Regions from separate parts of the Homo sapiens genome. Here all the other regions are linked to region 3. The links are chromatin contacts, found by Hi-C or POLR2A ChIA-PET in ENCODE. All regions are on one chromosome and are shown on one strand. Each heading gives the region's core, a stretch centred on a gene start or an enhancer-like site at or near the end of the contact. The rest is flanking DNA. Distances are from core to core; before and after follow the strand shown. Region 1 has its middle 45 kb from the start of TESHL. Region 2 overlaps IGFBP-AS1 (IGFBP5 antisense RNA 1). Region 3 holds the start of TNP1 (transition protein 1).

What was found. Hi-C counts contacts between places; a loop is a spot of excess contacts on that map. ChIA-PET counts read pairs that join two places held with the same protein, here RNA polymerase II (POLR2A). Pooled maps may share reads with other maps.
Region 1: a map of heart left ventricle shows a loop between it and region 3 (2.3-fold over the local background). The contact joins the enhancer-like site here to the promoter of TNP1 in region 3. A Hi-C loop is called at or near these places in 2 of 168 maps with a recorded cell type or tissue (heart left ventricle and heart right ventricle) and 1 of 50 pooled maps. POLR2A ChIA-PET finds 5 or more read pairs at or near these places in 2 of 52 experiments (A549 and A673).
Region 2: a loop to region 3 is called in a map with no recorded cell type, with 2.8 times the contacts of the local background. The contact joins the enhancer-like site here to the promoter of TNP1 in region 3. A Hi-C loop is called at or near these places in 1 of 168 maps with a recorded cell type or tissue (psoas muscle), 1 of 37 single-sample maps with no recorded cell type and 1 of 50 pooled maps. POLR2A ChIA-PET finds 5 or more read pairs at or near these places in 1 of 52 experiments (activated T-cell).

Annotation. Positions count from the first base shown.
Region 1 is chr2:216,914,084-216,918,329 of GRCh38, reverse strand. No RefSeq gene overlaps it. Among named protein-coding and RNA genes, the nearest start is that of TESHL, 45 kb to the right of the region's middle. Within about 2 kb of position 2,534, at least 2 of the 41 ENCODE cell types and tissues checked have a DNase peak (open chromatin) inside an H3K27ac peak, as active enhancers do.
Region 2 is chr2:216,803,102-216,807,482 of GRCh38, reverse strand. IGFBP-AS1 (IGFBP5 antisense RNA 1) reads right to left here. Exons shown (of 6, transcript NR_187138.1): 5 at 4,096-4,171. It also overlaps the pseudogene FABP5P14. Among named protein-coding and RNA genes, the nearest start is that of TNP1, 55 kb to the left of the region's middle. Within about 2 kb of position 2,727, at least 6 of the 41 ENCODE cell types and tissues checked have a DNase peak (open chromatin) inside an H3K27ac peak, as active enhancers do; they include psoas muscle, where a contact is called at or near this core.
Region 3 is chr2:216,857,583-216,861,739 of GRCh38, reverse strand. TNP1 (transition protein 1) reads left to right here and starts at 1,676. Exons shown (of 2, transcript NM_003284.4): 1 at 1,676-1,844; 2 at 2,045-2,282. The coding sequence starts at 1,706. The coding sequence ends at 2,073. It overlaps LOC124906118 (a long non-coding RNA gene), which reads left to right. Exons shown (of 3, transcript XR_007088082.1): 2 at 758-815; 3 at 1,380-1,486. It overlaps LOC124907979 (a long non-coding RNA gene), which reads right to left. Exons shown (of 2, transcript XR_007088084.1): 2 at 3,963-4,157.

The DNA of each region.
Region 1 (4,246 bases), core at 1,285-3,784, 56 kb before region 3:
TGTTTCCAGCCAAGCAGAGCAGGAAAGGCTTTGGGATGGCTGTGAGCCCAGGATCTGAGATGGGAAGTGATGACGGCATGAATCACCGGGGAAGGAGAGAGAGGAGAAGATGACCAAGGCATGATCCTTTCTTCTTCCACTCCACCCCTGCTCATCTCCATTTCTGTACCTCTCTCTACTCTGTCCCAGTGGCTCAGAGCCAAGGGTGGCTCCTCCCCTTACCTGGCAGGATCCTCCTGAAGGCTGACTGCCAGTCCACCCCCCAACTCAATCATCTTCGAGGACAGTGGCAAAACTGCCTTTGACCTTATTTTTTTTTTTTTAAGGCTAAGGAACATGATGTGAAATTAAGAAATAAAGAATGGATTAACATGAATGCCTTAAAGCACGATTTCAATATTGCATGGGAGAAAAACTTTGTATGTAGAAAACAAGGAGGCCCCTCAGAGGCCATCAAATCTGGACAGGATCCTCTTAAAAGCTATAATCTTTCAGTCTCCCAGCTTCCACCTGGCTGTCCCATCTTCCCCCTCGTCTGTCTTCTCTGGGCATGAAGAATACCTAATTCCTGGCCTTAGCATGATAACGCTCGCCCCGTCATAGGAAGGAGGGTCACAGTTTCATTGCACTCGTCCATCTTGCTCTCTTCCCCTCTCCCAGGACTTTCAGAGCAACAGCCTGGCTCTGAAGCTGACCAGTGATTCCAGGAAGTGTGGAAAGAAAAATAAAAAGACCCCAAACCAAGGTTTTAAATGACTATGCCAGGCCAGAAATGCCAAAAGCCAGGACAGGTAGGAGAGCTCAGCCCCCTGTGCAGTTTGCAGTGGGCCCTGGGGGCCTGTGGGCATTGCCACTCTCAGGCCAGACACTCTGAGTCACAGCTTGGCAAGCAATGCAAACACACATTTATACCTTCAACTCTCTAGTCCCCACAAACAAGCGCATTTGGGGGTACCTAATTTATTTTGCTCCCTTCTTTCCTTCTGCATCCAAGACTTGATTGAGAAGTGAATCAGTCTCAAAAAGCAGAAAGAAGGGGAGTGGGAGCACATCCAGACCCTTGCAGGAGATGATGTCTGTGCCAGCCCCTCTTCCCTTCTTCCTCCCTGAAGGTCACCCACAGCCACTCCAACAGCTTCCTACCTCAGCCACCATCATCTCTCTGCCCTGGGGCTTTCTCTGGCCTCAGGAATATGATCTACTTACACATGGAGCGGGTTGAGAGCACAGAGGTGAGCGTCTCAGAAGCAACCCATGAGGAATGGGAGTTGGTAAATAAACACCCAGTTTCCTCCTAGAGGGAGTGCCTCTCCAAATATCCCCATCCAGACTGAGCCCAGGTGCCCACACAAACAACCCACTCATTAACACATCTGCTTCCCACATCCCACTTTCCCTATTTTTTTAAGATGGAATATCGCTCTGTCACGCAGGCTGGAGTGCAGTGGTGCGATCTCAGCTCACTGCAACCTCCACTTCCTAGGTTCAGGCAATTCTCCCATCCCAGCCTCCTGAGTAGCTGAGAGTACAGGCGCACGCCACCATGCCCAGCTAATTTTTATACTTTTAGTAGAGACAGGGTTTCACCATATTGGCCAGGCTGGTCTCGAACTCCTGACCTCAGGTGATCTACCCATCTCGGCCTCCCAGAGTGCTGGGATTGCAGGCATGAGCCACCACATCAGGCCCAACATTCCCTATTTTCTACCATGCTTCCTGGAATCACCTCATGAATAAATCATTGCACCACAATTCTCTCTTCAAGGTATACTCTGAGGGAACCCAAAATGAATTTAGGATGGGGCTTAAAGAATCTAATATGGGGATCATCCACACTCCTGCATGGAGTGTGTCCCTATGCGCCACTATTGGGTCTGCCTGGGTGACAGTCAACCATCTGAGAACCTCAGGCAAGAAGAAAGAAGGAACTGGGCCCCTCACTCCACAGACACTGCCCAGCTCTGAAACTGTTCACTGGAAGCTGGGTCGGGCTGCAGAACTCCCAGGTCCACAGGCAAGTCCTTTCATCTACTTTAAGCCACTTTAACCTGGCATGGAAGGCAGTGGGATTTTGTGTGAGGCAAGTGAGACATACTCTGAAAAGTTGAGGTGACCCCAAGGCATGATTTCTGCTCAGAAGTGCCCGTCCTGGTGAGTTCCGAATTGTCTGTCCCAGCCCCTGCAAAGATGCAGGCGCAATCTCCAGGAAACCCTGGCAACCCGGAAAACACAAATCAGTGAGTACGGATCAAGAGAATTTCATATTGCTTGGAAAGAAAGAAAACATCTTAAACTACTTTCCGAAGAGCCCCAGACCTGAAGCCAGCATGTAGCCGCCAGCACGGGTCCCTCCCGCACACAGCACGTGGCCCATCTCCTGAGCACTTGGGCCGACAACTCCCGGGCCTCTCTTCCCTGTGTCATTCATTTCTCTCAGCAGTTGACCTTTCATCTCTCAGCCCACCCCTGCCACTTGGCCACTAAGCCACAGGAGAGGAGGAATTCCAGGGAGAAGCTGAGAGCAGTCTGGGTGGCCAGAAAGGGAGCAGCCCCATCAGTGAGCCCAGGAGGGGAGGCAAGATCCTAACTCCTGAGCCCAGAGCCAAGGAGGTGGGCAGGGCTGGCGGTAGGGGTGACTCCCCTTGATTCCAAAACCCTTGTGTATTTTCAGGGAAATTGTATCCATATGTTTCTGATTCATTAACACTTAACTCATCAACATGTTATGTGATGAGAGTTATTTGAAGTCCAACACGCCTGTTTAATGAGACTAAAGAGCTTTATTACTCTTATTTTTTGAGAAAGGATGGGATTTTTATTTTCCTCTTTTCTCTCCAGAAAAGCAAGCAGTCACATCCTGTACAGTGATTCAGGCCTACGAAACTGACATCTTTGGAAAGACTACAAGACAAAAAGGCAAAAGTCCATGTATTGGACTTAGATCTGCCTTGACCGAGGTGATCTTCTCTTGACCACTTATCTTCTTGAGCTTCTGCACACATCCAAACTCCTCAAGTGACATAGAAAGATGCTTACGGCCAAAGGATTCGCATGGCATCGAAGTTCCTGAAGTCCCTAACTTATCTGTTTATCGTTGTCACCTCCTCATCATCTATGCCTTGCCCAGACTTTAGTTACATAAATTCTGTTCTTAATGAAAACCTTCAAGATGAAGTCTGAGGAAGTATGAGTGTGGCAGGGGCCAAAAGCAATTCTTTAATGGCTATGAAGATTTAGTCTCCAGAATCAGCTGAACCTCAGACAGAATAAGGTTGCTTGGACAAAAACAGGGAACCGTTGGATGAAAAGAGAAGCAGGAAGAACTGAGCATCCAGGACATGAGGTACCAGATTATTAACTAAGGAAACTGTAGAATCTTCCTTTCTGTACATCCCAAAGTAAAGGGTGATCAGACTCACCTTCTCATTGCATCTTTGACCTACTAAGTTGCTAATTAGCTACCCTTCCCAGAGGCAGAAGAATGGGTAAGATGACCTTCGGGGACCCTTGCTCCCCCAGGGCTTTTACCATTCTCTCCATCAACCCAGCTTAACTCAGCAGAGCCCACTAAGAACAGAGGGCCATTATGTCGTTCTTCTCTTAAGACCACGGACTCCTAGGGATGAAAAGGTCAGATGCCTCCAGTGCCCTCTGGGGCAGCCCATAGTTGCTGGTGCTTTGTCATGCTGGGTGAGGACAAAGCCAGAAAAGTAACCATGGGCTCTCCCAGCTGGTGAATCTAGCCTCCAGTCATCCTCTCTCATTCAGCCAGGGCACAGACTTGGCTGCATGGATTATTCTGGCTCCTGAGCACAGAGTTGAGGTACCATGCATGAAGATGGCAGTTTAGATGCTGGAATGATTTCACACACTGAGAATGGGGGTGGGAAAGAGAAACCATCTGTGTGCAAGTGAGTGTTGATGTCCATAGAATCCCAGATGCAGAGAATGTTGCTTACTGAATACCTCAGTCCAGTTATTCCCGCTGCAGAGATGACATCTAGTCCTACATTGCTTTTTCCTCCGATACCAAGGTTACAACTTATGGATGGAATAATTCCTGTGTCAATCAACATACCTTTATTAAATACCTGGGACAGAGGGGGAGAGAGAGAGAGAGAGAGAGGAGGCACCAAAGACAGAAGCCTCAGTCTTTTTACAACCTAACCTTAGAGGTGATATTCTATTGCTTCTGCTGTATTTTCTCCACTAGAAGCAAGTCTAGTGTAAATAAGACTGACTTACT
Region 2 (4,381 bases), core at 1,478-3,977, 55 kb after region 3:
GAAAAAAAAAGAGCGATGAAAATAAATTCTTTTTGTGAAATTAATGATATTCACAATATGTACATTGGCCAAAACAGTTTAGAAACACTCTGGATGTGAACCCATGGAGACCTAGGCTGCACCTAGGATGGCTTCTGGAACTCGACCCACCAGCAGTCCTGTGTCCAGTCATTGGTCAAGAGAATCTTTAATTGCCTAATGCCAATAATCAGGGTAACCAGCTCCTGCCTTTGGAATTGTGTTGTTTCTGCCTTGAATAAACTGGTGGAAGGTAAGAGGATCTACAAGGACAGAGATCAGGGACTTATTTAAGCTATCAAAGCAGGTGCCTGTTTGATCATGAATGCTTATTTAATCATCGTAGGTATGAATCTGGTCTGAGACTTATTTTCATTAGAAGATGCTGGCAGGGATGAGAAGGAACAGCTAACCTCACCCAACTCAAGCTTCCTTGGCTCTATCATTAACCACTAAAAAGTACCCAACAATTGTGCTCAAACAGATTGACTCAGGTTGGCTTGTAACAAGGCAGACGACCCAGTAGTGACTCACTTATTATGGGACAAGCAGAAGACACATTTTCAAGTGTTCACAATTGTGGTTGGGGTACCCTAGACCACCTGCCTTGGTTCACCTAAGGAGCTAAGGTGCAAATTTCTTAGCCCCTTTCCAGACCTATTGAATCAGAATCAACTGGGGTAGGGGGAGCTTTTCTAGAAATGACATTTTTTAGAAAGCACTCCAGTGATTTTCTGCACACTAACATTTGAGAACCACTGCTAAGAAAATCTTTTCTCGCTTCTCCACTCCCAAGGTCAAAGCTCATCACTGGTAAGGCCGACCTCCAGAGAACAAGCATTAACCACTTATCTTTCTTCCTTAATTGCATCTCCTGGTCTACTTCTGGGAAGAGGAGAGCCATCCAGGAGGCCAAAGTAGAAATAAGTCAGAAATAAGGAGGCTGTGGTTTGTGAACTCCACTATTAAGCATTTAACAGGGCAGGGTGCGGTGGCTCACGCCTGTAATCCCAGCACTTTGGGAGGCCAAGGCAGGCGGATCGCAAGGTCAAGAAATCAAGACCATCCTGGCCAACATGGTGAAACCCCGTCTCTACTAAAAATACAAAAATTAGCTGGGTAAGGTGGCACATGCCTGTAGTCCCAGCTACTCGGGAGGCTGATGCAGGAGAATCACTTGAACCTCGGAGGCGGAGGTTGCAGTGAGCCGAGATGGCGCCAATGCACTCCAGCCTGGTGACAGAACGAGACTCTGTCTCAAAAAAAAAAAAAAGAATTCAAACAGGAGAGTATACCTCCTCGACTCTGACCACCTTGCAAGGCCATCTGCCAACCATAGTCACCACTCAGCAGCTGCTAGGAAGATGGCGCCCAGCAGAGAGGAAATACCTCAAAGAAACAGGGATGAGAATGGCCCTGCAAAATTGGTGCAATGACTAAACCAGATGGTGCCATCTCTGATGGCAAAAGCTTCACTATAAAAACCAAGAGCACTCTGAAAACAACACGGTTTTCTTCTAAACTTGGAGAGAAGTATGAAAGAACTACAGGTGATGGCAGAAAAAACTCAGACTATTTGTCTGCAACTTTACAAAGCGTGCATTGGTTCAACACTGGGAATGGGATGAGGAAAGAAAAACGCAAGAAGAAGAAAAGTGGGAGACAAAAAAGCAGGGATGGAATGCATTATGAACAATGTCACCTGTACTCAGATCTGTGAAAATAAAAAAAGCAGAATAAAAATTTCCTTACTGCTTTGGAGAGCAATTAGCTGAGAGAAGGAACAATTTCAGTTCAATGAACATATCTCCATCCTGCTTGTTTTTGTTTTTATTTTTTTCATTACTGTGTTTAATTATCTTCATCACAAATATTTTACATGCAGCTATTTTAAAGTGTTGGCTTAGATTAGGATCAGCCTTTGGTTAGTAAATAAATGTGTGTTTTTGCTCAAAATAAAATAAAATAAGGAATTCGAGCAAGAGGCAAACACCCAACAGAGTTTCTAGCTATTATCCCAACAGGGAAGTTATCATTCAGGTGTATGCTTGTAGGACCTGATGAAGTTCTAAAATTTTTATAATTATTCCTTCATTTAGTAAAACAAAGATGTGGGCAGGCGGGGTGGGGAGGTGACAGGCTTGTCTTTGGAGGCAGCGAGGAAATAGGAGCCAGGAAGAGAGTGTTCCACTCTGCCTTTATTGGCGGAGAAGCAGGTTAAAGAACAGAAAGGATGGTGGCAGTTCCCAAGAAGAGAGAGAGAAGGAGGGACCTACCATGATGAACCAAAATCACAGGAGCTGCTGTCCCTGGGGCAGGGACTCAGAGCCAGGCCTTGGACTCAGTACTTGCCTTATCCAATCCCAACTCTCCCAGTCAGCCAAAGGTTATGTCTAGTTTTTATCTTTACAGATAAAGACACTGAAACTCAGAGGGGTTCAGTGACCTACCTGGAACACTCAACTTGAAAGTGGCAGAGTCCTGGAGGTGACCTGCATCAAAAAGTGTTCCAGGCACAGGGGAGACATGGCAAAGGACTGGGAGTGGGAGGGAGCAGGAGAAATTCAAGAACGAGAACCTGAAGGGCGAGCCGTGAGAATGAGTCACAGAGCAATTGGGAGCAGGGGAGCGGGGACTAGGCCTCTCTCCATGCTGAGTTCTCAGGAGCACAACCAGCACTGATGAAGCAACTGTCATGTGCGAGGTGTCAGGGGATGTGCTCCCTCTGCTCTCGGAGACTCTGATCAATGGGAAGAAAATAGACAAAAGAGCTCATCACTGAGTGACCAAGTGCAAAGACCCAGCGAATCCTGGGGCCAGAACCTGCAGACTCAGCAGCCTCTAAGTCTAGTTTGCTTCAGATTTCAGTGCTTGAAAAGACAGGAGCCCCAGAAAGTTCTGCCCTCCCTCCTTTCCTCCCTTCCTTCCTCCCTCCCTTCCTTCCTTCCTTCTCTCCTTCCTTCCTTCTCTCCTTCCTTCCTTCTCTCCTTCCTTCCTTCTCTCCTTCCTTCCTTCTCTCCTTCCTTCCTTCCTTCTCTCCTTCCTTCCTTCTCTCCTTTCCTTCTCTACTTCCTTCCTTCTCTCCTTCCTTCCTTTCTTCTTTCATTTTTGCCAATACAAACTATGAGCCAGACCCTAAGAAAACAATTTGACAAGCATCTTCCCCCTGCCCTGATGTCCATGATTCTGACATCCACTCCAAGAAGCGTGAATTTTCATCATTCCCATTTTAAATTATGAAGAAACTGAGTTCTCACAGCTGGTTGGTGACCATGCATGGACTTGAACTCTAATCTCCAAACCTCTACGCCTTGCTTTGTGTTGTTTTCCCCAAACCCTCTAGTCTCACCCTCGCCTTTTCCTTTCTGAGGCAGCTGTTGAACAAACCCAGCCAACCCCATGAGCTCCACCCCCACTCCTGCCACGGCTGCCATCAGAAAGCGGACAGGCCAGGACAGTAAAAGGGCGCACTGGCATGCTGCCCTGAGAGCAGCGGGTCACAGGCTGTGCCAGGGCTGGGCTCCAGCATGAGCTAAATCTGCCTCTCCCTTCCTGCCCGCCCGCGCCCCCACCCCCCCCCCCCGCCACAACCCCGACCCTGGCCAAAGTGGCGGGGAGCGGGAAACTAAAGGAAAGAACATGTTAACCATCTGCAAATATCATGAGAGGTGTGAACATAGAGAGCCAGGATACGATGTATACCCACTCTCCAGGGCACCCACGACTGGGGGCTGGGCAGGGGCAGGAGCAGCTGCTACAGGACCAATTTATGAAAGACACAAAAGAAAGATGAAGGTGGAGGGAGCCTGACCCAAAAGGATTAGGATATGAAATTGCAGAGGCATAGAGGGTCGGGACACAGCTGTAGAAAGGCCTGTAAGATGGCCTGGCTTGAAGAATTTTCAGCCTCACCAGACCCTAGCGGTGGGGTTCACTGCCCCAGCCTCCTGGCTGGGAGTCCAGGCTGGGCTGAGTGGAGGGAGGTCCCTGCTACTGCCTCCCAGAGCTGAGGGGAAGAAAGAAAGGCTGACCTTTGAGGAGAAGCTTGGGGTTGGGATGAGGAAACAAGCACTCTACCCTTGTAAGATGTGTCTGGCAGCAGAATCTAGAATCCTGGCTGACCCAGAGCCTCATCATGTGTTCTTTTTGTTTTCTGTAATGACAAAGATAAAGAGTGGGAAAAATAAACCAATGAAACATGCAGAACTCCTCTTTCACCTGCCTTGACCCTGAAGAAAGCAATCCCATTGGCAGACTAGGGGCTGGAGGGAGCACACAAGCTCAATAGCAGGCTCCAAGGTCCCGCCACCATGAGCACTAACTGGTAGCCTGCTCCACCTTTTCCCACTCCCATCCCCTGGCT
Region 3 (4,157 bases), core at 427-2,926:
TGAGATCAGGAGTTCAAGACTAGCCTGGCCAACATGGCGAAACGCTGTCTGTACTAAAAATACAAAAATTAGCTAGGCATGGTGGCACACGCCTGTAATCCCAGCTACTCAGAAGGCTGAGGCAGGAGAATTGCTGGAACACAGGAGGCAGATGTTGCAGTGAACCAAGATTGTGCCACTGCACTCCAGCCTGAGCAAAAGAGAAGACTCGGTCTCAAAAAAAAAAAAAGAAAGAAACATTTTCAAAAGCAAAGCATTTACTATGAGGTGTAATGGAGGAAAAAGGAAAGGCTGGATGACTTATACACCAATAATCATTCAATATATCTATTTGTAAGTGTCAAAGGCACTTCAAAGCTGGTATGTCTTATACCAAGTACATGATCATCACTCTCCCCATGTCTGGCCTTTATCCCCATGAATGGCACCAGCATCCAGATAACTGCATTATACAGAAACAAAAGCCACACCCTTGACACCATCTGCTTTCACCTCCCAAATTCAATCCGTCACCAAGCCTTGGTCTCTTGTCTACTTTAGATCTCAATCAACACCTTTCCTGGCCAGACCTAAACCATCATCAAATCTTTCTCTCTGCTGAACCATTGATGTTGACAGTAGCATCTCCCTTTACACAGCTCCTCCAGTCAATACATCACCCACTTGGCACCCTCTAATCTCACATGCCATCCTCTTAACATTTTTAAAGGCTTCCCAATGTACTTGATCATGGTTTGATCTCTGTCTCTCCCTCCAGCCTCATCCTGTACCATGTAGGGAGTTTCCCTCTGCCCTTCTCCAGCCAAAATGACTCCGTAAGTACTTACTCACTGATTTATGTAGACATCTGATGAATGGCTTTCTCCCCAGTGGGCTGAGAGTTCCATGAGCACAGTATCTACGTGTGTTTATCCTCCACTAATTTTCTACCACCTAAATGTATGGCATATGCTATGTGATCAATATCTGTGACTGAATTTTAAAAAATGATTAGGTTAATTGTTCTGAACCAGAGCCATTTTTTCCCTCACTTCCCCAGCCTCCCAAAGAAACAGGTGGCAATGTTTGGGAATATTTTGGGTTGTCATAGCTGCCAGGCTTCTCTGGTGTCCAGTGGGTAATGGCCAGGGATGTTGCCAAACATCCTAGGGTGCACAAGACAGCCCACTGAAAGTTACCCTGCCCATTGTGTCAACAGTGCCAAGACTGAGAAATCCTGACCTAGATGAAAAAGAAGGAATATTTCTATTTTGATCATATTGAATTGGGTTCTGTAGAGTCAAGTCCTTACAGAAATAAATTTATTATCTCTGGATGCTGTGAGAGACTTAAACAGTCATGCATACACACACACTCAATGACTGTTACATTTCCTACAGGCAGGAGAAGCATATCTGAATGGTCTCTTGTACTCATCCAATGCCTGGCACAGGGCTGGGATTCAGTTTCTCAATAACACCTCTCTGGGAAAGCCTCACTTAACATAAAAAGGACCTCAAAACTGAGGGCAGCCCTTGAGCTGCACGAAAAGGACCACCTTATTTCACAAATGTGACCAAAGTGCAGCAAAGGTGAGTGACAGCACAGTAGAGCCCCGCCCACCTGCTGAGCCATGCCCCTTCCCTGTCACAATGGCCAAGGCCTTAAATACCCAGACTCCTGGCCCCCGGGCCTTGCAAAGCCCCTCATTTTGGCAGAACTTACCATGTCGACCAGCCGCAAATTAAAGAGTCATGGCATGAGGAGGAGCAAGAGCCGATCTCCTCACAAGGGAGTCAAGAGAGGTGGCAGCAAAAGAAAATACCGTAAGGGCAACCTGAAAAGTAGGAAACGGGGCGATGACGGTGAGTGAGGGATGGGGAGGAGATTGCCAAACTTAGGCACACATTGCTGCCAGGCCCTCCCTCTTGGAGGCAGCTCTCACAGGACCCTGAAATCTTGGCCTGAGATTATTTCCAATAACTAAATGCAGATTTGAGCAACAAGAGTCTTGATGGGAATGTTCTAATTCGTGTCTCTGTTGCAAACCTGTCCTTTCCCACAGCCAATCGCAATTACCGCTCCCACTTGTGAGCCCCCAGCGGGCTCTGCCCTGGTGCGCTTCACACAGCACCAAGCAGCAACAAGAACAGCAGAAGGGGAACTGCCAAGGAGACCTGATGTTAGATCAAAGCCAGAGAGGAGCCTATGGAATGTGGATCAAATGCCAGTTGTGACGAAATGAGGAATGTATATGTTGGCTGTTTTTCCCCAACATCTCAATAAAACTTTGAAAGCAGAAATGTTTACTTTGATCTTTTGGTTGGAAAGACTTGAGTTCCTGAGCTAGGTGGGTTTGGGGAAGAATTGGCCAGTATGAAACCATTAAATGTGACTTGGAAAATATCAAAAGTAATTTGTCCTCCAATTCCCTCCCACCACCGTGGGAGGTGGTCCTACTCTGGCCACACACTATTGCCGTATTTGTCTTCATCCCAGTGTGCTGTCTCTCTCCTCAACATGGAAAGGGAGAAGAGATAAAAAAGGGAGAAATGCATTCATTAGCATTAACCAAAGGATTCAAGCTGTTTTTGTTAGAGCTTAAACCAAAGGATGCAAGCTGTTTTCGTCAGAGCTTATAGCATAGAGGTGTTGAAAGCTAAACTAAATCTAAAGACTTGGCCCGGAGATAGAGATCACCTGGAGGAGCTCTTAGAAGCTCTTAATTCATTGATCATATGGGCAGTATTAGCAGGCTAAGAGATGGGAACACCTTCTGAACAGAGACCAACATGTTCTTTGTAAAGGATCCTATTGGTAACAGTGGAAGTGATGAGAGTTTAGATTTCTTTAGGTTATTTTGGTAGCTATGTTGGGCTTGAGGTGGGCAAGACTGAAGAGTGGGATATTGCCTCGTAGCATGCCATAAGCCTTAGTCCAGTGTGCCTAGAAGTAGGAATTGTCTCAATCTGAGTATTGATCATTTGACAGAGAGAGAGAGAGAGAACTGACTTTAGGGATAGAGCTGGTTCTGCTCATTTAGGAAATTCCTAAGCCCTCACTTTACCTTGTCCCTGAGTTGTAACACAATTTATGATGTCTCTGGTCAAGGATATGACATTCACCCACTCAGAGGTGGATCGTATTTTTCTTGTTTCCTGTTGCCTCAGAGGTAGCTCCAGGGTAGAAATGAGACTCATATTTAAACTCAAGAACCAACCACCCACGTGGTTTCTGGGGAAGTAACCAGGAAAGGGTATAAGCAGGAAGGAATGAGGGGGCATGAGGTTAGACACGAAGTTTCCAGCAGTCAGGGGTGTGAGACATGGGAAGAGGACACTATTAAGTCTGAGCCTCATGCAAATGTGTGGGTACCAGGATGTTGGTCCTATAAGGGGTGGCAAGGGGTGTTCCTGTGGGTCAGAATCTAGAAATGCAATAAAAAAAAGCATGTTCATTTTTCAGATAAGTTATTTCACTTGTTGGGGTAAAATATTTCAAGTCCTCACTCTTCCATAACCCTAAGAATGAGCATGCTGATTCAGAGCTGTTTTCAAGTTCATGTGAAAAACATCTCTCCTTACCATCAGGCACACAGATACTTCAAAGTTTTCCATTGTCAGTTTCCCTTTTTGTTAAATGGAGGATAGGGATAGGGAAAATGCTTCATAACCCTCATCCTCCATGGTTGTGTATATTTTACCTCCTAAATGTGACTTTTGTTTGTCTTTGCTTCTCTAACCAAACTCAGATTAGTCTCAAATAATCCTATATGTGTCCGTAGTGTCACTGAACGAAGCTCTAACTTCTTAGAAGTTTGCACACATATCTGATCTGGATTCCCTCCTTCAAATCTCTGAAAGAACTCATCAGCCATGGCTCTCACCCTGCTCTCATGCCTCCTGGGACTTCCTCTGCCTCTGTATAAAATATAAACACACTTTGCAACACATGAAATCTAGAAAATAAATCCAAAAAGTAAAAATTGTTTAATTATTTTAATGTGCTTTTGCTGCTCTTGCTGTAAATTCTTTTAAACTTAGCCTCATAGGTTGGGTTCTCAGGGAGTGGAGATGGAGCTTGAATGCAAGATGTTTATTAGAGGTCAGTACTTGAAGAGGGAGGCTGCAGGGTCGTACAGAAGAAGGAGCTGCACAAACCATCAGGCAGTATAGCCA